Regions from separate parts of the Mus musculus genome. Here all the other regions are linked to region 3. The links are chromatin loops, found by intact Hi-C in ENCODE. Cell type or tissue: left cerebral cortex. All regions are shown on one strand.

Region 1 (8,000 bases), 190 kb after region 3:
ACTGTATTTAAGTTTTTAAAAGTCACTACACACACTAATTTAGTGACTATGAGTCATTGCTTCTCCGGAGATAGGAGGCTAAGCTCTTGCAGTTCTCTGATCACAACATCACCAACTGCTGTATGTTTCTGCCACCTAACAGCATACACTTATCACAAACAATTGATTGCACAGACTTTGGATGATTTTAAACCAGGAGCTTTGGAGTACATTTGTGCTCCATGGCATCATAACACAAGTCAGTCTCCCATACTCCAAAAAACCACTCCTCTAAGAAACCCTTCATCATCACCCTTGTCAGGTCCTTTTGGAAATTTTCTACAGATTTCTGATTTGCAGAATCTTACTTGGCTTCCAGTGTCACACATATCATATGGCACAGCTAGTATGGGGGGGGGGTGTGTGAGTCAGCCAGTACTGGCCCAGGAGCTAATGACCAACTGACAGACCCTGGGTCACATGGCTGAACTTGGACTTCCTTTGTTTTCATCCTTGAAGCATCCCATGATGCTTATTTCAAATTCAACCACATTTAAAATATTTTCCATAGCCCCATCATAACTTGAAGGTGTCATGTTTTTAATTTCCTGGTGGTTTACTGTATGGAATAGTGAATTTCTTCTACCTATAGGGAGAGGAAATGTATTATATCATTGACTCATTAATATTCCTAATGATGGCTCTCTAGCAAATGGATTTTCCCAGAAGGCCCAACATAGCTTAGGTTTAAGAACACCAGAGAGAATTTAGCCTAAGGTTTACCATCCGCTATAGAAACTGAAATATCAAAAATTAAAACAACTTTACAAATGAAAAAGAAGACAATAAAATGCCACTAAGTCACAATAAAACATCACATAGAGAGAGACAGAGAGAGAGAGAGACAGACAGAGAGAAAAAAAGGACTAATAAGTATGAACGTTGAAACGGGAAAGCACAGTGAGCCAGATTGATGTGGTAGCAAGTCTATAATCCCAACAACAAAAGAGGCCGAGGCAGGATTACAATAAACTCAAGGCCACCTTAGGTTACACAGTAAATCCTGTCTCAATATAAATAACAATACTAAGCCGGACAACAGTCATGTCCAACTTCCTCTGCAAACATTTGGGTCAGGCAGGCAGCTCAAGTTTTTCCCAGCTCTACACAAGAGAAATCTAGAAATTCAATGTTTACAACAAAAAATAAAAATGGTGGGCAGCAGGTGAATCACCAAGCATGGAATCTGGGCATCAAGACACTACCCACCCATACATGCAGTGCACATTCATGACTTCGGGGAAATGGGAGAGTATGCTTGTGTGAGTCCTACTGCTCCATTATCAGCTAGCAGTCTGTTGATTATTCCTCAAATACTCTAAGATGCCTGTTGTTGTTTTAATTGAAATTCAGTATTGTATCTAATTAGTAGGTGTTGAATAAATATTTGTGATTCAACTGACAGAAATGTACAAGTTTCATAAAACATCCTGGCATAAAATGTGATGCCAGTGAAGGAGAGCTCTGATGGATAGCTTGTATGTATTCCTCACAAAGTGAGCTCTGCTGAGAGTCACTACTGTCAGAGTGATCCCATGATAGTATGATCTGAAGAGCAGTATTCACTCCTTCTGATGCTAAGATAGGAAAAATTGCCCAGCTCATAAAACTGAAGAGAAAATAAAAAAACTACCCCAAAGGTAACTAGTTTCCTATACACAGAACAATCAGTAGTGTTGATATGCTAAGCTACCTGCAAAGGCTAAAGAGCTAAGGGTCCGTTTAAAAAGATGGACATTTTGAACTGAGGAGGGTAGACAGGTCTTCCAAGGAGCCCGAATCTCAGGGTCACTCTAAAGAAAATGCTTGTGGCAAACATTGATCCTTGTTTTGAGGATGTTTAGAAAAGGCTCTGGTGGTTTGGTGAAAACATAAACTTTTTTTAAAAAAAAAACTTCTCCACAATATGGGCACAGACTAACAATTAATCTGATGTTAAAGTGAGAGCACACACACAAAAAATGAGAACTGGAACTCTCTGAGTAACTACAAGTAAATGAGATGCAGTAAATAGCATTATGGTTCATATGTTTCAATTAATATAAAATCACCAAAAATTATAATTATCTAGAGTCAAATGAAAATTTTTCTACATGTAGATGAATTTACCTAAGAAAACAAGAATTTTCTTGGGTAATTTAAAGAAGAATTGACTAAGAAAATTCTCACAAGATAATATGTTTTAAAAGATGTTGGGTGTATTACCTACTTCTCAAACCCTGGTGACAAATGTCTGACAGAAGCTACTTCAGAGAGAGTTTGTTTTGGTCCATGGTGGTAAGTCTATCATGGTAGCGAAGCCATGACAGTGAAGCAGCCAACATGACATCTCCATGGAGCACAGAGGAACAAATGTCAGTGCTAATCTCACTTCTTTCTCCTTTCCTTTACACTCTGTCCAAAACCCCAGTCTATGTGATGGTACCCCACCCCACATTCAGGGTCGATCTTTCCTCTTCAGTTAAACATCTCTGGAAATATCCTACCCAGAGGCATGTCTACCAGGTGATACCAAATCAAGTTGACAATGAACACAAACAATCATATTGTGATATAAATACATTTACCTCACAGAGTAAAAGAAGATGAGAGGGGTGGAGACAAGCTTGAGAAACAGTTTATATATGACATGTAAAGCAAAAGACTGATGAAGAGCATCCAGAAGAGCTTGTGGGACATAATAGAAGAACTGCAAGCCCAACATAGGAGTGCCCAGCCAGAATCTCTGCACTTAGACGCTGAAGCAGGAGATTTCTGCAAGTTCAAGGCCAACTTGGGCTACATTAAGAAATCCTGTTTCAAGATAATCAACAAGAAATAGAAAGACTAGGAGGAAGAGAGAGAGGAAAAGGCCTCTATTTTGGTTCCCCAAGTATGTGCCTTTTTGTATTCTGTCCCATAATGAATCAGGGAGAGCATGTGTGACTAGCAGACCTGATGGTTGTGACTTTCAAGGCTGAACATAAAGGAAACCACCACCTGCCCAGCTCCCTGCAGGAGAGCCAGCTGCAGTGCTGTAGTTCACAGAGACCGGTATACACACTGTTTTCCTGTAGGGACAGGGAAAAGAATTGCAAGTGTCTAAAGTCATTCTTCCAGAGCAAGAGGAGTGCTTATGTTATTTATATTGCTTTTCTCCCCCCTCTTTTATGATGGGATTTAGCCAATGGAAGAATGATTTCCTTTTTTTTTTTTTTTTTTTTGGAACAGAATATTCTAGGGTAAAGAATTTAAAAGAAATGTATAAATATAAAATATAGGATTTGGGGACATTTCGTTTCAAACAGGAGGCATACTAGGCCACATTTACCCTTTCCTCTTACTTGAATTAGCTGCCTTTCTTTGTAAGAAAGCTTATACACAGCAGTTCACCACCATAAACCTCTGTAGTAAAATATCACTTTACCTACATTGAACGCTTGTGCAGACATGCATCTACTTTTAAAATCCTGGCCAAAAGCCTGTAAAGTAATTATAACCTTGAAAAAGATCCAACCCTCACAAATGTTACACATAAATTTTTTTTCCAGAGGAACAGAATGATCTAACAACAACAAAAAAATCCATAAGCTATCAGGACCAAGCTTTAATTCCATCAGTGAGCTGGCACCTTATAATCCAAAAAGAAAAAAAAAAAGTGCATGAAGCAGGGGAAGTGGAGAGAAATAAAGTTCCCATTTGGCTCCTGGGTTTAATGGAGCTCCTGGAAGTTGCTAAGCCCAAGGCCCTGCACCTTGATGCTCACTATTCTCCAGCACAAAGATGACAGAGGTGAGATCACAGCAAATTATCAGTGTGTGTCAGATAGGGACCAAATCCACTCAGGATATGGAAAACAGACCAAAACAATGCTCTCCACACTGCTTTGATAGGTACTTTTCTGGTTGCAATAACAAAACACTTGACCTATAAAGCTTAAGGAAGAGCTTGTTTTGTCTTGTTTCTGTGGGGAAAGCATGGCACCAGGAACAGGAGGGCTGTTGCCACAGTCATGAGGCAGAGCAAGATGAACAATGCTACTCAGCTGGCTTTGTCCTTTCTATTCCATTCAGCACTCCAACTCACAGGACAGTGCCACTCACACTCAGACTGGCTGTCCTTCTCCAGTCAAACCTTTGGAAATTTCCTCACACTCAGAGTTGTGCTCCCCCAGCAAGTCTAAATCCTGTCAGTGTGGTGGAGAATTAGTCATCACAGATACTGAACATCTGGTGTTAAGGGCTCAGTCTCACAAATGTAAGGCTCTGACAACATAGTGAGACCCAGGACCAAGTTCACACATCTAAGCCTCTTGCTTTCTCAGTCTGCGATGCTAAGCAAATTATACAACATCTTTGAGCTCTGCCTTCCCAATGGCAAGCATGGCCAGTGACCCTCTTTTGAGGGTGTGTGACAGCTACAGGAGTTACTTTCCTGCCTTAATGCAGACACTCTTTAGTGCTTTTCATCTCAACAGTGATTGAGAGTTGAAAACTTAATCAGAAACTCTTAAAGTTGAAAGATAACGTCATACCCTCTCTAGACTTGAAGTTTATCTGAGACATTATCTCCAATTCCATAAAAACTAGCCAACTCCAAGGAGACTATTGCACAGCAACAATCGTAACATAGCCTATTTCTACACATCACTCCATTAAAACTTAAGCAACACTGCCTCAGAAGGCTGTATTCTCAACTTTGGAGTAGTACATCTTCTTATCGATAAAATTAATGTTTGAGCCTCATACTTGTATCAGCAAGCAATACCACTCCACCATGATGAAAGAAATATAAATGAAGGGAAATCCTTTTATACACCTGTACAGTCTTCAATCATTACACAGTTTCCTTATTTGAGAATTATACCGTTTCTCCCCCATACACGCTTTGATTCTAAAGGGCATGATACCGTAGACATTATCATATCATCTTGAGCAAAGTGACTTCTTGGAATGCAATCTGGTGCTACCCAACACTTGCTACATCACCTAAAACACAGACACTGAGTTTCAGAACTTCCTCAGGAACAAGCCAGAAAGAAAATACTTCAAATGCATCTGCTCATCATCTTGTCCAGGCAAAACAAGAAATCACTTAATCACCTGTTCTAGCTCAGAGTTTGCCAGCTGCTTGGATACAACAGACAGGAGTTAAATCTCAAACCATACAATTATCGGAGCATTACAGATCAGCCAGACACACAAGAATGATGTAGAGGATGCAGGTGGGTGTGTACTCAACAAATAGTCCTTGTTCTCATTTTTTACCAGAAGTGCTACGAAGGAAACATGTTTCCTCCATTCAAGGGAACTCAGATGCATCTTTATCAACATAAATAAGCTGTTATTTCACTCTTAAAATGATCAAGATAAGGAAGGCTGGACTTTGGAAACCAGGCTATGTGTGTTTAATACATGTGTAAGAGCAGGAACATAAGACCTAATTCCTGTATGGTCACCTTGTTTCTAATTGCCTATGTTTAGGAGCAAATGTCTCTTGGAACCAAGTCTCAGACCTCACTGGTCAGTACTCTCTTCAACCAAACACATCCAGCTGTAGGTGTTCAGAAATGATTATAAGAAAGTTTCCATTAATCTTCATGTTCTTTGGAAGAAAATTAGTTTTCAAACCTTAAATCAATTACTAGGTATGAGTGATGGCACAATTTCTCCATCCCATGGGACGAAAAATCAATCATACCAAAAAGGCTCCTGACACCATTCCTTAAATATTAAATTTCTTTCAAGATACAAATGGATATAAAGAACTCGCTTGAGATCATCAATGCAAGCCTCTACAAATATGCATGATTCAAATATGATTTTTGAAACCTTCAGAACTCTTGCTCTGGTTTTCTAAAAGAAAAAATTAGTATCAATATGAAAAATCTTCAATATCTCATTTAAATATCATGTTCGTTCTGACACATAACTTTTTTTTAACATGGGAATCTAAGTCAAAGGCAACCACAACTGTTGTCAAAGACAAGAGTTCTCTTGACACTGACTTCAGGAGGACCAGTTCCAGGCTCCTGTGTCTCCCCATGATTCAGACTGTCACGCTCATTCTCCTGGAAATCATACATCTTCATGCTAATTGTGGTGCACCTTCTACCTGGAACCTTCCCCACCTCCCTTTGAGGCCAGTTTGGTCTACAGACCAAGTTCCAGGACAGCCAGGGCTACACAGAGAAACCTAGAGCCCACAAAACAAACAAACAACAACAACAAAACCAAGTTAGCCACTGTTCGAGATCCTTTGGCCTGTGGCTCACAATGCTGCACTCACTTTTTTCACTATACTTTATACTAGTTTCCCACTACTGTATAAGCAGACATCTAGCCCATGCCAGGTAGCCAGTCTCTTATGTGTGTTCATAACCATGAATGGCAGGAATTGTCTTACACAACTAAGCGATCTTCACAGCCCAGCCCCTGTACTTTGTCTCTCAGAGAAGCCATGCAAAGCTGGGTTGGATGAGCCCAGTCTTCATTCACAAAATAAGGAAAGCCAGTCTTTGAAGAAAAGGGAAATGAAGACCACCTGGACAAAAGGCAAAAAAAAAGTATTTTCAGGTACTAGAGAAGGGACAAAACGAATCAGGTTTTCCACTTGCTAGAAGCTAGTACCCCACACCCACACTTGGGCCCTTTGAGAATTCCTGTATCCTTCCAGTAATCTCCAGTTTTCACTTATGCAACTTTGAAAGCATTTTAGTTTTTAGCAAGGTACTAATATAGCAGAAGTGATAACTAGTTGTGTCTTAGCTCAAAGACACTCCCTCCCAGATCCCATCACCAAGCAGAGCCTCAAAGTTCTCACCTGCCATGGGGGATAAAAACAATGTTTCAAAGAACTGCAGTCTGCAGATTTATAAAAATTTGTAAGAAAACCAGAGAACTGTGGAGGTAGCTTAAACAGAAATACCCTTTTATGGCTGTCATTTTCAAGATTAAAAAACTTGGAACCAGAGAATCTAACCCACTGACCAGAGGTCACACAGGCGGTCACAATCCTGTCCCAACAGATGTGGCCTTCTCTTACCTAAAACATACTTTTAACTCAGAACAAACAGGGAAATACCTACACATGGACACTAGCATGTTGGGGTTTGGTCTGATGATGCTGTGTATTTAAATGTTAAATACTGGCTCCCAAGATCTGCTTGCCCCTGATGAGCAGATCCTCATGTACACCAAGGGATGCTGGGTAAACTTTTCTCCCCAGTTTAAAAATATTGGTTAAATAATGGTGACTGCAGCCAATTGCTGGGAAGAACAGAAAGGCAGTGTTCAAGTTACTGGGCTGGGATCACAGATAAGGACCACGAGGAAGGAGGAGAGAGGAGAAGAAAGGAGGTGAAAAAAGAAAACAGAAAACAGGCGATCTCTATTAGATGAGATGGACCAGGAGCAAGCGCTGAGTAAAATGCCCTGCCCCTCGCTGCCCCCGCCCCAGGACAGACTGCTGGAACAGAAATAACCTGGGGAGATTCAAACAGCAAGTATGTGGGGAGCGCAGCTGGGAACTACCAGTCTAGCAATAGAGAAAATTAGATTAGAGGTAATTCCCCAGTAATTGTGCTAGAGCTAATTTTAAAAAACAACAACAACAACAAAAAACCCATAGGACTTTGCCATGATTATTGGGGGGCTGTCAGGGTCATATTAATAACTAATAGAGTTTATTAAAATCCATTTACTAGCATTTAGGAGAGAGGACAGCATGAGTTATCCTACATCATGAAGGACAATGATAAGGTGGTCCTTAAGGCAGTCTATGCTCTAGTCTCACCATGGTAACTCCTGTATCTTCTGTCTCAAGAATACTAGGCCCTCTTGGCCTCAGTGTTTCTGTGTTCATTTTTTAAGTTATAAATTGGGTGAGTTAGTAAAGAATTGTTGGAGTGAGGAAAACTGTATTGGAGACAAAATTCTGCATAAAAAATTTTAATATTCATATTAACTGAAATGTACACGACC
Region 2 (8,000 bases), 180 kb after region 3:
CTGTCTGTCTGAAAATAAATTTTGAATATTTTTCTGCCACCCCCAAAGAAAAGAGCAATACACACACACACACACACACACACACACACACACTATATATATATCAGCCCAGGAGGTGCATACATAAATAGAACAACCCACTAACAAGAAAAAAATGAACAAAGAATTAAAACACATGAACTGTAGTGAAGAGACAACTCGAGTGACCAATAGCATATCATGAAACATCTCTTTAGAATTCATAGAAAAACAACCAACCCTGCAGTGATGTACCACCATTCCACACCCCTCAGGTTGGCCAGAATTTTGAAGTCTGACAGTACCAAGAATATGGCTCAGTCACAAAATATAATACTGAGGTGGTATTTTGGAAAGTACACATAAATCAAAGAAACCCAAATTTGTTTGGTATTGCTAATGGTGCCTGTCTTAGTTTGGGTTTTACTGCTGTGAACAGAAACCACGACCAAGGTAACTCTTGTAAGAAAAACATTTAATTGGAGCTGGTTTACAGGTTCAGAGGTTCAGTCCATTATCATCAATGTAGGAGCATGGCAGTGTTCAGGTATACATGGGGCTGGAGGAGCTGAGAGTTCCACCTCCTTTTCCAAAGGCAGCTAGCAGAAAACTGGCTTCCAGGAAGCTAGGAGCAAGGTATTAAAGCCCACACCCACATTGACACACATACTTCAACAAGGCTACACCTCCTAATAGTAGCATTCCCTGGGCCAAGCATGTATAAACCATCACAGTGCCTATGACCCAGAGATGTCAATCCTAGAACTAGTCATTAGTAAGCCTTGCAGCCCTCCAGCAATAGGCACAGAGAAGTTCACAGCAGGATTACCTGTAACAGACCAGTAGAAAACCAGATGTCTACCCCATGATTATAGCACAGTGTATATTTAATTTGTGATCCTATAATGAAAATGGCCATTTGGTTTTGGGCAAAACAAAGGCCCCAGATGAACATCAAAAACAAAGGTGAGTGAAAAGGTAACTTAAATTATTAACAGAACAGCTTTTCAGTCAATTTAAATTTCAATGCATTGAAAGATCACAATACATCCTTAGGGTCACAATCATATCTGTTAAAATCATAAAAAGAGGACACTAAATATAAAATTTAAGATAATGGTATTTTTGAGAAAGAAACAGAATTGGGTGGAATACAGTGCAGAGGTATTTGTTGAATCCATTCCAAACCCTGTAAAACTTACCAAGGGTTTTCTTATACATTTAATACTTTAAAGTTAGTTATTTTATTAAAGATACCACACTCGGATAAATGTCAAGATGTTATAAAATGCTGACTTTGCTCCTAATCTTAACTATTTGGATACTCTGTGAAAGGCAGTTGTATATTTTATTTCCATGCCAAGACTCACAATTCAAGGCCTTGTACATACTAGGCAAGCACTCTGCCACTAAGTCCAAGTTTCATACTTTGTTTAAAAGATAGTCACTGGGATAGAGAAAGGTCTTGGGGTTTAAGAGCCTGTTCTGCTCTTGCTGAAGACCTTAATGTGGTTCCCACCACCCCCTTCAGACAGCTCAGAGTCACCTGTGAACGTCCAGCTCTAGGGGATATGGCACCTTGGCTTCCATGGGCATTTGCATACACATAATTAAAAATAAGATAAACCTTTTTTAAATATATTAATTTTATTATAAAAAGATTGTATCCCTGTATATTTTAAGTTTTCTGAAATACACCAAGACAGATTTTAGAGGTAACAAGCAAAATATATGGGCTCAATTTTTTAAAATAAATATTCAAATTCAAAAGGCATTCATGTTTTCAAACATACAAATGATATCTCCAAGAAAGAGTTATGAGTGCAAATACCAGGCTGTCCAGCAGAAAGACACAAGCCTCACTATACCCCATACCATTTATAAGAACCAAGATGTCCCAACCCAGCTCAGAACCCACAGCCCGACCAAGCTGTCAAGTGCTGGGAGAAATAAAGAGGAAGCCCAAACACTATGTTTTGGTTCCCCTGACTCTACTACAGAAGAGCACCTTGTGTGTATCAGGAAACATCACTTAAGTCTACCAGGCTGCAGCTGCCAATGCCTGAATGCTAGGGCTGCCGGGAAACATGGGTGGAGCAAAAGAAGGGTAGGTTAAAAGGGGAGAAACAAACACCCTATTATGAGAAATCACCTCAGATTTCTCGTCTCTGCCTGTTCAGTAGATGCTTGGGTTAATTCAAAAGCAATTAACCAAAAAGCTTTATCAGGGGCCTACAGGACATGTAAATATAATAGTAGCTCTGTGAGTTACAAAGATCCCATCAGCTAAGAAAACCTGAAGACATGCTTCCTGGCTTATGGGTCTTTAGGTTACTTATCCAAGACGGAGAGTGGACAGAGTCAGACAGACTGTTTCTCACATTGGCTGGCTTGCTTTCTTTCCTTTCTTTCTTTCCTTTCTTTCTTCTTTCTTTCTTCCTTTTTTTCTTTCAATCATTAACCCTTTAACATCCCTCATCAGCTTTATAACAATTTCTGGTACCCTGTACCTCAAGTCCTTAACAATCCTAAAAGTTTCATTCCTGTTCAAAGTACCCAACACAGAAATCAAGAAGAGTATAGGAATCATTGTTTCTACTTGGAAAGTAAAAGATTACTGTGTCCAAAGATCTTCATGACTCACAACTAGCCTTGAGTAAAGTTAAGAGCTAATGCCAAGCCAGGTGTGGTGGCGCATGCCTTTAATCCCAGCACTCGGGAGGCAGAGGCAGGCAGATTTCTGAGTTCAAGGCTAGCCTGGTCTACAAAGTGAGTTCCAGGATAGCCAGGGCTATACAGAGAAAACCTGTCTCGAAAAACTAATAATAATAATAATAATAATAATAATAATAATAAAATAAAAGAGCTAATGCCATTCATAAACATGGTACATGACATCAAGCCACCTTCTCTGTGGTCTTCTGGGAAGTTCTACTGGGCCAGCACGGCTATAACATTGCAATGCTGAGCATTGTCAAATGCAATTAAAAAGAAAAGGTCAAAATACAGCAAGAAAATCTTGTTACATCCCATACATGGGAGTTGAGCAGCCAAAATAATGTGTTGTAGAGCTTATTTATACCAGGCATGATACAAATAAATAAATAAAGGGAACCAGCACAGAGAGACCCATCAATACCCAATTATACTGATCAGTACATGCAAACCTGTGGTTTGCAATGTAGATGCATGTTGCAGTATATTTGACCACACTGTGACCCCTGATATTGCATTATTTACTGTTGATTCCCAGCACCCACTCAAGACAAATCAGACTCACCTGTAATTCCATCTGTGCCTAGTTTCATGACTCAGTCCTAGCACACACCTTTAATCAAAGAGCTTTCTGTTAATTGTAAACAGCATTAAACAAAGTCAACCATAGGTTAAGAGGTAGAGCAAGCAACCAGTTGACAGGAAGTAAACATGGGAAAAATCAGAGAGTAAAAGGAAGTCAGGAGGATGGGTAGAGAGGCACACAGGAAGTAGAAGGGAAGGACATTCAGTTTGAGGTGTTTTGAGACTCATGGAGGAGAGCTTCCTTTTGGGACATCAGCTATGAAGGAAGGCCAGCTGTGTGTTTTCTCTGCTTCTCTGAGCTAGCAGGCTTTCACCCCAGCATCTGGCTAAACCAAACAATTGAGATTTTATTTTTAAAAAACAACAACAACAAACAAACAGCAGATGCAAATCCATGGGTTGCAGAAACAGAGCTCTAAATGCTTACTGATCCAGGGAACCATCAGAGTAATCCTTTGGGAGGCTTAGTCATAAGGTGATTTATCAGTCTCTATAGAGCCTCACAACTATTAACAGAGCAATTTGAGAATTAAGAGTTTTCAGAACTGACCAGCCACACATGGCATGGGTTTGTTAATCTAATTGTAGTGGGGGGTGGGGGTTGTCAAGATGCTAGAGGAGTCTTTATAATAAAATTTGGGGTTAAAATTCCAAGTCACAAAGTAAATGGCAGCACATGTCACCATGAGCATCAGGCTCTGCTTCTAGGCCCAGTGACCTACTCAGCTGTGACAGGGCATGAGAATCAAGGGGATGCCAGAAATGCCTGGAATTCGAAAGGACACAGCTGGTAGCATGGTGACTTTGTCAGTCACAGGTTCCAGGGTGGGCACCTGAGCCCAGCAGGAGGGAATGAGGAGGCTGAGCAAGGTAACTTTCCTCCCTGCAACCTGCTAAATAGACATGCTCAGGGAAACTGCAACAGAAACAGTGATAAGGTGAGGATTGGAGGGTGCAGTGTTTGCAGATTAGATGCATCCTAAGCACTATCCACTGCTCATGACCAACATCAAAGAAGTGTTGGTACAAACTGGACATTCTAAGGCATGGAGTCTCCTCTTCTGAGCCTGCACCGACCTCCCTTCTATAGCCCTAGGACCTTGTTTCATCCATGCAGTGCAGTGCAGTCACAGCTGACAGGAAAGTAGACTCTGAGACCATATCAGGATATTTCTAAAAACTTTGGGGACCCCCAAATTGTGTGTATATGTTACAGGGGAAATCTGAGTTATTTTTTTTTCTTTGCAGGGATTGGGAAACATAATCTCATTTGCAAAAGAATTTTAAAACAGACTTAGTAAGACTCTCAAGAGCAATTTTTTTTTTTTTTTTTTTTTAGCATTTGAGAGAAACGCCAGGCAGACCAGCTGTCAGTCTTGGCAGTAGCCAGGAAAGATACAGGAAAGAGGAAGGAAGAGACAAGACTTTGAAAAGCAGAGTCTGGGGGGGGGGGGGGGGGTCAGTGAGCAGCTACATGGCAGACAAGCTGCTGAACAGCAGAAGGGAGGGATTTCAGAGGAAAGAAGAGAGTCAGGGGAAGCATGCTCAGCCTTTGTCCGGTGTCAGGAAGAAAAGGCGAATAAAGGAAGGAAAAGCAAAAGTTGTGCTTTTCTGGGTCCCTCTGGAAATCAGTCAAACTGTTGTTTTACGAGACGGGAAAACTCAGCAAGTAACTGCCCTGGGGAGGGGTTTCTGGGAAGAGTAAGTACATTATCTCATTAAGGAGATAACGTTTCCTCCTCTCTCCTTAGCATGGCTTTAAGTAAATCAGCTTCCCCAGGGATGGACTTCAAGCTAGGTGAATGACAGCCCTCAGCTGGATTAACTCTTACAGGAGGAGATAACAGGACGTAATGTTCTCATCTTTGGAGCAGATAAGAATGTCCAAGGCCAGAAGTAGATTTCATTAGGGAGGGGTCCATCCTCTAAGCTCTCTGGGGCTCCTAATCTCCATCTAGCTACCTAACAAGGACATGTGAACTGCCGTTGTAAACACCATGCTTAGAGATGCCCGCAAACCAGAAGGCTGTCAAGCTCTGCCTCATACCAGTTCCACTTCTTCCAACCCAGCAACACCAATTCTCAGGGACACTTCACTATTCTGGGCCTTCTGCTTCCTAGCAGGGTGACTCTAAGAAAATTCTCTAAACTCTCAAATCCTCCTACTAATCCTTTAAAACGTCTGCCTCACCAGGTCCCAGAGGAATTAAATCATGTGTAAAGTGCTTGCTCTGATGGCTTACATAAAGTGAATTCTCTTGTTTTAGCAATTATTATCTCAATGTCATTTTTTACTGTGATGACTTAAACAGGGAAGGGGGTTTCAAAAAAGTAAGATACCAATAATAAGCTTCTTCATTGATATGTGTTTACATAAATTATTAATTTAAATATTTAAATTATGAATTTAATTGTGTTCAGCTTTTGGGACTTGGTTAAGTGACTTTCCTGCAACTTCTATAAAAGGACCCCCTGTTGTGCCCTTGCTTTCTTCAAGACTTATAGCTCATCATAATACCAACAGGTTGTAAACTACACCATAGGTCAATTAATGATATTTCACACACACACACACACACACACACACACACACACATACACACACTTCTTATGGACACATATTTACCAAGCCACAATTTCACCCAACTCACAAAAATTAGAACTAGATATCTATAAACTAGGCTTAATTTTGCAAACAGAAAATCTAGATAAAGCTATGTTAACTTTTGGGTTATTTCATAACATAATTTTTATTTATGTTTTTCTTTTTCTTAATTAATTACATAAGCTTGGAAAAAGTAAAAATCATTTTTAATTTCATGCAGGCAATATGTTTACAATATTTAACACACTTAGCCCTAAATACTGAACTGTTTGCAAATACACTCCATTCTCCTCAGATGATGGGTTTCACTCACTGCCCTTTCTGCCTAAGTGTTCCTACCCAACATCTGAAACCTACCAGGGGCATTTACCACTTGCTACAGGGGAGGGCTCACACATGGGCACCTATGTTCAATTTTAAAAGGTCTGCTCCTGGTTGGAGTTGGCACTGGGTGAAGGATGGGAAGGGAGGTCTTTGGGACAGGACTGAGTGATGCTACAGCTGAGCTCTTACAAGTGAATAACCGCTAAATTGCAACTTTGAAACAAGGAGTTGTTGCTCTTCTCTAATGGGCTGAAAGAAGCTTTGTGAGGAAGTTATTGTTTCATCCTTACCTGCTTGGTGACAGAGCGCTGAGGTGTTCACCTGCTGCATCAGAGCAGAACCCATCAACGTTGTCTGAAACTGCTATTCTGTGAAACCGTTCATACCAAATAGAGCTGTCAGTACCTAATTTTCTCATCAGGAAAACACTTCCTTCAAAATTCAGGAATGCTTCTGATAAATCCCCCTGGCTCTTCTTCCTCTGAGTTAGTGTTTGTCTATCTTCAGAGCCATGTGGAACATCACATTCCTCTTTCCATGTGGATGGAGCCTGGAGAACCGTCTGTTACCCAATCTTCCTGTAAGATGGGACTGACCACGTGTGGGCAGGACACCAGATCTGAATTTTCTGGGTGTCTTGTTTGTCTTCCAGGTGTTTCCTCTGCTCTTCTTTGCTATCTATCCCAAAGCCTGTACTCTACAGCACACTAAGTATAGAATCCTCTAACCTATAATCTGCAGTCTCTACAGTATACTAACTGTGGAATACTCTAACCTAACCACACACATGCCCTCTAGGTAGCAGCTCAGTTTCACTGTGGGGCTTTGACAAACAGTGGTATATTCCCTGCTTTTCTCATGGCTATGACCAAATACCTACCTGACAAGAGGCAATTTAAGGAGGGAACATTTTCTTTTGATTCATGGTTTGAATATTCACAGTCCATTGTGGCAGGAAAAGTGTGGTGGTTGAATGAGAAATGTCCCATGAAGGCTCATGTGTTTAAACACTTGGTCCCGACTTTGTGCTGATGTGTCAAGAGGTTATGAGACCTTTAGCATAGTAGCCTTGCTAGAAGTACATCATTGGGGCAGGCTTTGAGAGTTTAAAGTTTTACCTCACTTATAGTTCTCACTCTCTGATGTGTGTATGTAGCTGAGATGTGATCTCTTGGCTTCCTGCTTCAGATCCCTCATGTCACCAAGCCTCCCCCCACCTCATGAAACTGTGAGCCAAGAAAGACTTCTCTTTTAAGATTTTATCTTTACTCATGTGTATGTGTGTCTTATGTGTGTAGGTATTCACAGAAACCAGAAGAGGGTGACAGATCTCCTGGAGATGGAGTAACATTCTGGCACACACAGTGATCTGGCTTCTAATTTGCATAATTAGTTTTCCCCAAAGGCCCATGTGTTCACAGCTTGGCTTCTAAGTTGGCACTGTTGTGAGGTAGAGTCTGGTGGGAGGTCCTAGTTCACCGAGGGCACACTCCTTTAGGGGTTCCTTTCTCTTCCATTCCATGAGGAAGATGGTTCCACTCTACACAGACTTCCACCATGATGGGCCTGCCTTCCCATAGGCTTAAAATGATGACAATCAATTATGGAGATACCTCTGAAATAATGAACACAGATAAATCTTTTCTCTTTAAATTTAACTATCCCAGGTGTTTAAGGAAGGGAAAGTTGGCCAATACACACTCACATACATGCATGCATACACACACACACACACACACACACACTCTCTCTC
Region 3 (8,000 bases):
GAAAACTGGGCCGGGCATGGTGGCGCACGCCTTTAATCCCAGTACTTGGGAGGCAGAGGCAGGCGGATTTCTGAGTTCAAGGCTAGCCTGGTCTTCAGAGTGAGTTCCAGGACAGCCAGGGCAACACAGAGAAACCCTGTCTCAAAAAAACCAAAAAACCAAAAAACAAAAAAAAAAAAAAAAAAAAAAGCAAAGACAGAAAACTGGGCTGGAGAGAGTGCCCAGTGGGTAAGAGCACTCTCTGCTTTTCCAGAGGACCTGAGTTTGGTTCCCTTCAGGCAACTTACAATTTATCCATCACTCCAGCTCCAAAGACATCTGACAACCTCTACAGGCTCTGCACTCCAGTACATATGTAGATAGACAGACAGACACACACACAGAAAAAAAATGTAAAGACAGAAACCAAGAGGCTTCCCATGCAGAGCACAGCTCCACCTTTAATTTTTCAGCTCTGCAAGTAAGGCAAAGCTCTACGTGTTATAGACAGTTCTCAGAACACTGAAACCAGGAGCAAAAATGATGTCAGCAGTCGGGGTATGGAGGGTTTGGATAAGGGCAGTCTTTCAAATGGTCCATGTGTTGAGTGTTTGGTTCCTAGAAGGCGGATCAAACCAGTGCTACCCTGGGGGAAAGGGCAAATGATGTATGATAAGTGTTCACGCCATGAGGGCTCTGACCTAAGCAGAAACTATCCAGTGTTAGACTAGTAATTTGCTAGTGTTACAGGAAGGTGGAGTCTAGCTGGAGAAATAGATCACAGGGCAGGGGGCTCTTGGGGGCTTTATCTGGCCCCCATGATCTTCTCTGTCTCATTCTATACTTCCTGCTGCATGAGGTGGCAGCTCTGCCCTGTTATACCCTTCTGTCATGATGATGCTCTGCTTCACCTAGGCCCAGAAACCATGGAGCCAGGCAATCACACACTAGAACTGTGAGCTAAAATATGACGTACCTCTCTCCCTGCCTCCCTTCCTCCCTCCCTCCTTTTCATCCTCGCTTAACTAATCTCACATATTCTGTCACAGTGCTGAAAAGGTGACTAACAGACCAGCATAAGAAAGTGAAAGTGAAAACAGGGAGCGGGTGCAGATCAGGAGTCCTGGGCATGCCTCTGTGACAAAGTGATGTCTGAGCAGACCCTGAAAGCACAGAGAAAGCTGGCCCTGCCCAGCATGGGGAAGGGCTTTCTAGAAGACAGCTCACTGCAGAGGCCCTCAGCAGCAGTCTGCTCTGTAAAGGAACAAGGGTTCCAGGGTGCTGGGTGGAGACGACAGCTTAGACCACAGGGTAGAGTCCAGGACTTTGCAGGCAGAAGCCACGTCTTATCAGTGAGAGGGACACACTACCATTCTTTTGGTGTGACCAAGCATTCCTCAGTCCTCAAAAAGAGGAATGACTGACTACACGCAAACCTGGAAAAAGTAAGAGTGTGGCTGCAAAGAAAATAGAAGGATATTTGTCGATAAAAACAGATTACTTTTGAAGGCATTCCCTGATTTGCTTTGGGGACAAACTTGTAAATCCTCCCCCACCCCTCAATTTAGTACTCTGTTCCTGGCTTCCTATACAACCAGACTGAGGTCTCAACTTCACCCTGTGACATGATCACAGTCTCTACCTCCAGGGCTTTTTTTGTAGTATAGAAATTTTCAAAGTTTGGGGTTTCTTTCTTCCTTCCTTCCTTCCTTCCTTCCTTCCTTTCTTTCTTTCTTTCTTTCTTTCTTTCTTTCTTTCTTTCTTTCTTTCTTTCTTTCTTTCTTTCTTTCTTGGTTCTTTGTGAATTTCCCATCATGCATCCCAATCCCACTCATCTCCCTGTCTTTTCGTACCTGCCCTCCACCCTTGCAACCTCCCCTTCGAAGAAAAAAGAAATCTCCTTGTGGAAGCTGTAATGTGTGACAGTGTGTCCCAAAATACCCTTTGTCAACACATCTTCACTTGCAAATGTTCATCGCAATGAGTCATGGGTCTGGTTTGAGACCTCTGGCTCCTGCTACACCATCAATCCTGGATCCTCTAAGATATCCTGTTGCTGCTGTCTTGTGTCATGAAGATCCTGCAGCTTTGGATCTGCAGGAACCAGCTCTTTTACATGCTTTAGTCCTTAACAGATGGGGTAGGCCAGCTCAAAGCCCTGGATTTGGGGCTAGGTGGCAGCTGAGTTGGTCAGCCCACCAGCTTTCCTGCATCCACACCACCAGGGTGAGCTCTCCAAGCACTGCCTTAGCTAGCTCACCCAACACCACAGCTGGCAAAGGGTAGAGCCAACTCTCCTGCTCTCATGCCATAGGGGGCAAGCTCACCGAAGATCACTTTAGCAGGGTCAACTATATTGTGCTGCCCAAGCAAGGTACAGGGCCTGCTCTCCCAAGTGCTGCAGACAGAGGGGCTGGACCAGCTCTCCCACTCTCATGACTTCAGGGCAGGGTGGTTTTGTTTGTTCTCTAATGTCATTTCCCTCCTGCCCCACTAGAGTTTTTACTGCCTTCAATCCTTTTTTTTACTTGTCTATGTCTCCATCAGAGAACACCCACCCTGGGTACCTTAATCAAACATCCCAGGCCATCTTCACTTATTGTCTAGAATAGGACAGAGAGCAGTTGTCACCCCTGCAGAGACAGACTGCCTGACAACAAGACCTCAAAGAGGTCAGATCAGTAGGAGTAGACACAAGATGAACATTTCACGGTCCTTGGGTGTAGGTGATGATAGCTAATGCTTGCACATTCTCAGAGTTGGCAGAATGCTACGGCTACTAAGATGCAAACTACTGGTAAAATCTGTCATTATCAGGCATTAAAGCATTGCAGGTCCCCACAACACACATATTAACATATTCTATTTTTTAGCTCTGACATTTAAGCCACCCACTTCACTCTTATGATTTATGTTAGTATCAGGAGTGTTCAGTAAAACTTTACAGCAAACAATGATCTAATAGCCTAAACATGGAAAGAAAAACCATGAGTTTAAGGTCCTGTAATTAGCCTTAGCTTCCCCATCTTCAGTGCTGAAGACTATAGTCTCTTCAGGCAGGTTCCATTCACTGACTTAATGGAAATTTCCACAGGAACTTCTTCCCAAGAGGATAAAATGAAAACACTAAGTACCTTTTAAATCAATCAAAGCAATTTTTCAAGGGGTGTTATGGGCACTGTGGCCTTCTGTTCTGTCAGTTTAGTATCTACAGAAACGTTTAATGCATCCCTCCTGATTTCAGAGGTAGTGACCAGGGTGGGGAAATGACATTATGTCCTTCACAGGAAAATGGACGCAACTGCAGATCAGAAAAATCAACTATCAGATGTTTCCTCTCACAGGTAGAACTTGGAGTTTATAGATATAACACACACACACACACACACACACACACACACACACACACACATGGCATGCAGGTGAGCCCAGAGAAGAGGTAAGGGGGCAGCTAAGACAAAGGGGAGGAGGGGAGGATATGGGCTGGGATACAGTGTCAGTACAGGATACACTCGAGTGAAAACAGTCTTTGTGAAGACCTCCGACCCCAGTTATGTACACTGAATAAACACCAATAAAAAAGAAATTAAGGGTAAAAACAGAAGCAGAATCAAAAGTGTGTGAGGTCTGTGGAGAAGGAAAACACTCTTTGTTTCTCCTTTACTTCCGTCTAAAAATATTCCTGCACGTCCTTGCTCAGGAGCGTTTAAGACTGGGCAAGAGGGCTGATGAACTAGCACCACAGATACCACATGCCAGAATATCTTGGTACTGGCACCCTCAGCAACTGAAAAGGAGCTGAGGGAGTCAGCAGGCCTGTAACCCGAGCTAGTGATGTCACCTCCAGGAGTAGTCAGCACTTCATATTTAATCTGCATGAGACCCCACAGCCTGAAAACCTGCACCAACCTTCTCTGCCTGACCATGGCCACTCCACTCCTTTGGTCACTGTCAGTTAGAGTGGCCAACTCTTCTACAGTAAATGAGGTGTGAAACCCCCCAGGGTCTCTGGGGCCAGCCCTAGCACCCTGGGAAGAGCCACCCTGGGAAGGGCGTTCTAGAAACAGTCTCAATGTTGATAGCTAAAGTGAAGAGTACAATCCTGTCACAACTTGTTTCCCTGCTCTGGTCCTTGAAATTGTTATGATCTGGTAAACTTTTCCTCAGTCAACTTAACCCTTTATGTGAGAAACATGATCAGGCTGTTTACTAAGCAGGTGCCACTGTTATTCTTTATACAGAGCATTTGTCCAGACAAAAGAATTATGTATCACTTGATTATGTTTGTTCTTTTTTAAAAAGGGTTTATTAACTTATTTTACTTATATGAGTATACTGTAGCTATCTTTAGAGACACCAGAGGGCATCAGATGTTTTTGAGCCACTATGTGGTTGCTGGGAATTGAACTCAGGACCTCTAGAAGAGCAGTCAGAGCTCTTAACTGCTGAGCCAGCTCTCCAGATCAATTATGTTTGTTCTTAAGGGGGTTACTACCTCCCATGCAATATGTGACACACAGTCAATGTATCAAGGATATAAACTTACTTTTATTAAGAAAAGTTTTTAAAATTTGATTTGGGGTTCTATGAGAACAAAAATATAAGGTACAAAAATAGAGAAAGTGGATAAACTACGGGACATCTATACAGTGGAATACCACTCAGAAGTGAAAAGGAATTAACTCTTCATTGCACACAAACATCTGAATAAGGCTCCAAAGAAATGCTGAGAGAAAGAGAGAGAGAGAAACCAACCTCAATAAAGTATGTATGAAACAATTCTGCTATGATAAAACTATAGAGATGGAGAATTCGTGGTCGTCTTGGGTCAAGTGGGAGTTTTATTGATTAGGTGTTAGATCTTAGGCGCATGGCTACAGTGAGGAAGTATATCATCCACAAGATGGAAGTGCTCTAGGCATTGTGACTGTAGTAGAATCTCAGAAATTGATGCCTGTCATGAAACTGCAGAGAACTAAATATACACCAAGATAAATAAAATATGCATTCAAAAGCTGATGAAATTTAGGGGATGGGGTATCTCATAGAAATGTTAATTTCCTAGCACCCAGGACCATTTAGCCCAGAGGTGGAAACACGAATGGGCTGCATACTCCCACATCAATCACTGATTAAGAAAATGCCTTTCAGGCTTGCCTACTGCCTGATACTATGGAGGCCTTTTCTCAATTAAAGTCATCTCCCTCACAGATGACTCTAATTTGTTTCAAGTTGACATAAAAACTAACCAGGACACTAGGCCAATGCTTGATGCATACCAAATAAAATAGTTTTCCATCCCTTCTTGCAGGTTCAAATTATGCAGATCTAACTAGGCGTGGTGGCTCACTGAATGTGTAATCTCAGCATTTAGGAGGCTGAGGCAGGATTATGATCAGTAAAGAGCTAGCCTGGACTACATAGTGAATCCCAAGCCAGCCCGAGCTATGGAGTGAGAGCATATCTCAAGAAACAAACAACAACAAAGAAGAAGGTAAAAGAAAAGAAAGAAAAACAAACTATTAAAAGTATCTGAAGTCTTCAAGGACCTTGAGCTTCTTGCTGCTGCACTGGACCATGGGGCACACTTCATTTACTATAGATGAGTTGGCCATTCTAACTGAAAGTGACCGAAGGAGCAGAGGGGATTGCGATGCTTTCTCTTCCAGATGAGGTAACTATTCCAAATCACACCCTGTGCTCTGTAGACTCACAGCTCAATTGGCCCATTAAGAAAAAGAGGGGCTGGGCGTGGTGGTGCAGGCCTTTAATCCCAGCACTCAGGAGGCAGAGGCAGGCGGATTTCTGAGTTTGAGGCTAGCCTGGTCTGCAGAGTAAGTTCCAGGACAGCCAGGGCTATACAGAGAAACCCTGTCTACAAAGAAACAAAAACAAACAAATAGAAAAAAGAAAAGAAAAGAAAAAGAGGGGGAGATTCCTCTGTGTCTCTATTTGCTTTCTATTGCTGTGATAAACACAACACACACGTGCACACACACACAATATCTATCTACCTAGGGAGAAAAAGGTTTATTTACCTTACAGGTCTGCACCATAGTCCCATCATTTAGCGAAGTCAAGGCAGGAACCAACATGGTTTGCTCAGCTCAGGAATGACACCACTCACAGTGGGCTGAGCTTACTGGTTTGCTCAGCCCATGAATGACACCACATCAATCATTAATCAGGAAATGCCCACACAAGCTTACCTACCAACCAATTTGATGGGAGCATCGTTTTCTCAACTGAGTTTCCCTCTTCCTAGATGAACCTAGCTTGTGACAAGTTGAAAAAGAAAGAAAGGAAGAAAGAAAGAAACCAAACAACCAAAAAAAAAAAAAAAAAAAAAAAAACCCAAAACCAAAGAGCAACAGTCTTAGACAACTGCACCAGAAACAGGTTGCATATCCTTCCTTTTCCCCATTCTGCCAGCCCTGTTCATTCCCCATCCCCATCCCCATCACTATCCCCAACCCCTCCGCAGGGTGGGGGCAGGGGCGATGAAGTCAAGCTAGTGATAAAAGGTGGAGGTGGATAGCCCCTCCTCCTCTGGCTTGGCAGAGTTCCTATTAGGAACTATTAAAAACACTTGGACAGCCAGCACCTTACACTTACTATGCCCGTCCTCCAGCAGCAGGCATTCAGCCCTGACGCTTTAAATGGAAACTGTTCTCAGGCCAGGGACCAGGGTAGGCTCCAGGGCTGTAAAAAGTCCGCATATGGAGTGCAGTGAGCTTATACACCTTCAAATTAATCAACAGCCTCACCCAGTCCATGAAAACGCCTATCGTCCATCCAGTGTAAAAAGAAGCGTTCCTAGTTTTATGATTTAAAAAAAAGAAAAAAAGCACTTGGGAAATTAAAAGGGCTGAGAAACTCTTCAGCTAAGGCTATCTTTGGGATGAAAACTAACACAACTTTCCAAAGATAAATGTTTATAAAACATCTCCTTGGGAGTCAGATGTGTTATTTTCTCGCCGTCTTTAAAACATTAGTTTATTCGAAAGAATTACGTGAAAGACAGCTGCAGGTTTTCCTTTTCTCTCCAAAGCTCTGGGCCTGAAGGCTCACGCTAACTGTTATTTTGCCAGCTGTCCCCAGAGATCAGTGCCATAAACTATGGTTCCTATGGCAAAGATTTGAAAACGAGTTAATACGGAGCTAATACCCTGTGAGCTGCTGTGTTCTGAACGCACACCAGCTCAAACGCGGAGCAAAGTTACACTGGATGGAGCTCATCGGTTTGGTTCCAACCCGTCCTTTCCCTCAGGATTCAAGCAGATACACCACCCTACAAATGCGTACTCTCAGTCCGGTTCCACTACTTCACACCAGAAATGCTGAGTCATGGTTCCGGGGCTGGGGAAGGGGCTCTCTGCGCCCTTGCACGTTCTCAGTGTGGGTCCCGGAGGCTGGGTGCAGCACCCGGGATGCAGAGGCTGGGGCTGGAAATGCCCGGGTTAGGGAGGCTATTAGCATCCCAGTACGCAAAGCCCGGTGCTCAGAGTAGGGTGCCTGACACCTCTCCCTAGCTCCTACCTGGAACACCCACAGCATAGCAGCTTCAGGAGCATCGTAGGCCACCTGGTCCGGTCCCTTTATTCCTCATCTGCCCAGCAGTACAACCTCCCTGGAGAAGCTGACAACTTGGAGCATCGCCACCCTCTGGAACCCGCTAATCGCGGGTAGGAAAAGCTCCAGCGAGAAGTCTGCCATCCTTGAAGCCCCGGGGGACATAGCAGGCAGAACTCGGTCCCAACTCCGCAGCCAGGAAGCGCGGGAGAACCTAGGTTTAGCTGGGAAGATATAGGGCAGAGCAGAGATCTCCCCGAGTAGCGCGGAGAGTACCCAAAACAGAGCCAGAAGAAAACGATGTAGTGCTTCAGAACCTGAGCAAAGCCTTGAGAACCTTAAGCTGTCCCGGGTAATGACCAGAGGTAGAGCCAGGTGGATTCAGGACTAAGCCTGGAGCAATAGGATCAGAGTCCGACCCGAGAGAACCCAGCCAGAGCAACGAGATC

The links. A loop is a pair of places that touch in the nucleus more often than their neighbours do. Peaks named below come from ENCODE experiments on the same cell type or tissue, not always from the same donor. Only the 100,000 strongest peaks of a DNase experiment are listed, where the experiment ranks them.
Region 1: a loop joins it to region 3, with 2.5 times the contacts of the local background. A loop is called at or near these places in 2 of 42 quality-filtered maps.
Region 2: a loop joins it to region 3, with 2.3 times the contacts of the local background. A loop is called at or near these places in 2 of 42 quality-filtered maps.

What each region holds. Positions count from the first base shown.
Region 1 is chr6:148,623,189-148,631,188 of GRCm38, forward strand. No RefSeq gene overlaps it. Among named protein-coding and RNA genes, the nearest start is that of Gm6313, 13 kb to the left of the region's middle. In left cerebral cortex, no CTCF peak of the experiment used is centred here; DNase peaks (open chromatin) are centred at 89, 3,548 and 4,213.
Region 2 is chr6:148,610,916-148,618,915 of GRCm38, forward strand. Gm6313 (predicted gene 6313) reads right to left here and starts at 3,394. Exons shown (of 3, transcript NR_045867.1): 1 at 3,299-3,394. In left cerebral cortex, no CTCF peak of the experiment used is centred here; DNase peaks (open chromatin) are centred at 4,741, 5,123 and 5,396.
Region 3 is chr6:148,435,513-148,443,512 of GRCm38, forward strand. The region is part of intron 1 of Tmtc1 (transmembrane and tetratricopeptide repeat containing 1); the gene reads right to left. Among named protein-coding and RNA genes, the nearest start is that of Tmtc1, 4.8 kb to the right of the region's middle. In left cerebral cortex, a CTCF peak has its summit at 4,321 (motif pointing right); DNase peaks (open chromatin) are centred at 6,590, 7,277, 7,513, 7,633 and 1 more place; H3K4me3 peaks cover 2,065 bases; H3K27ac peaks cover 1,568 bases.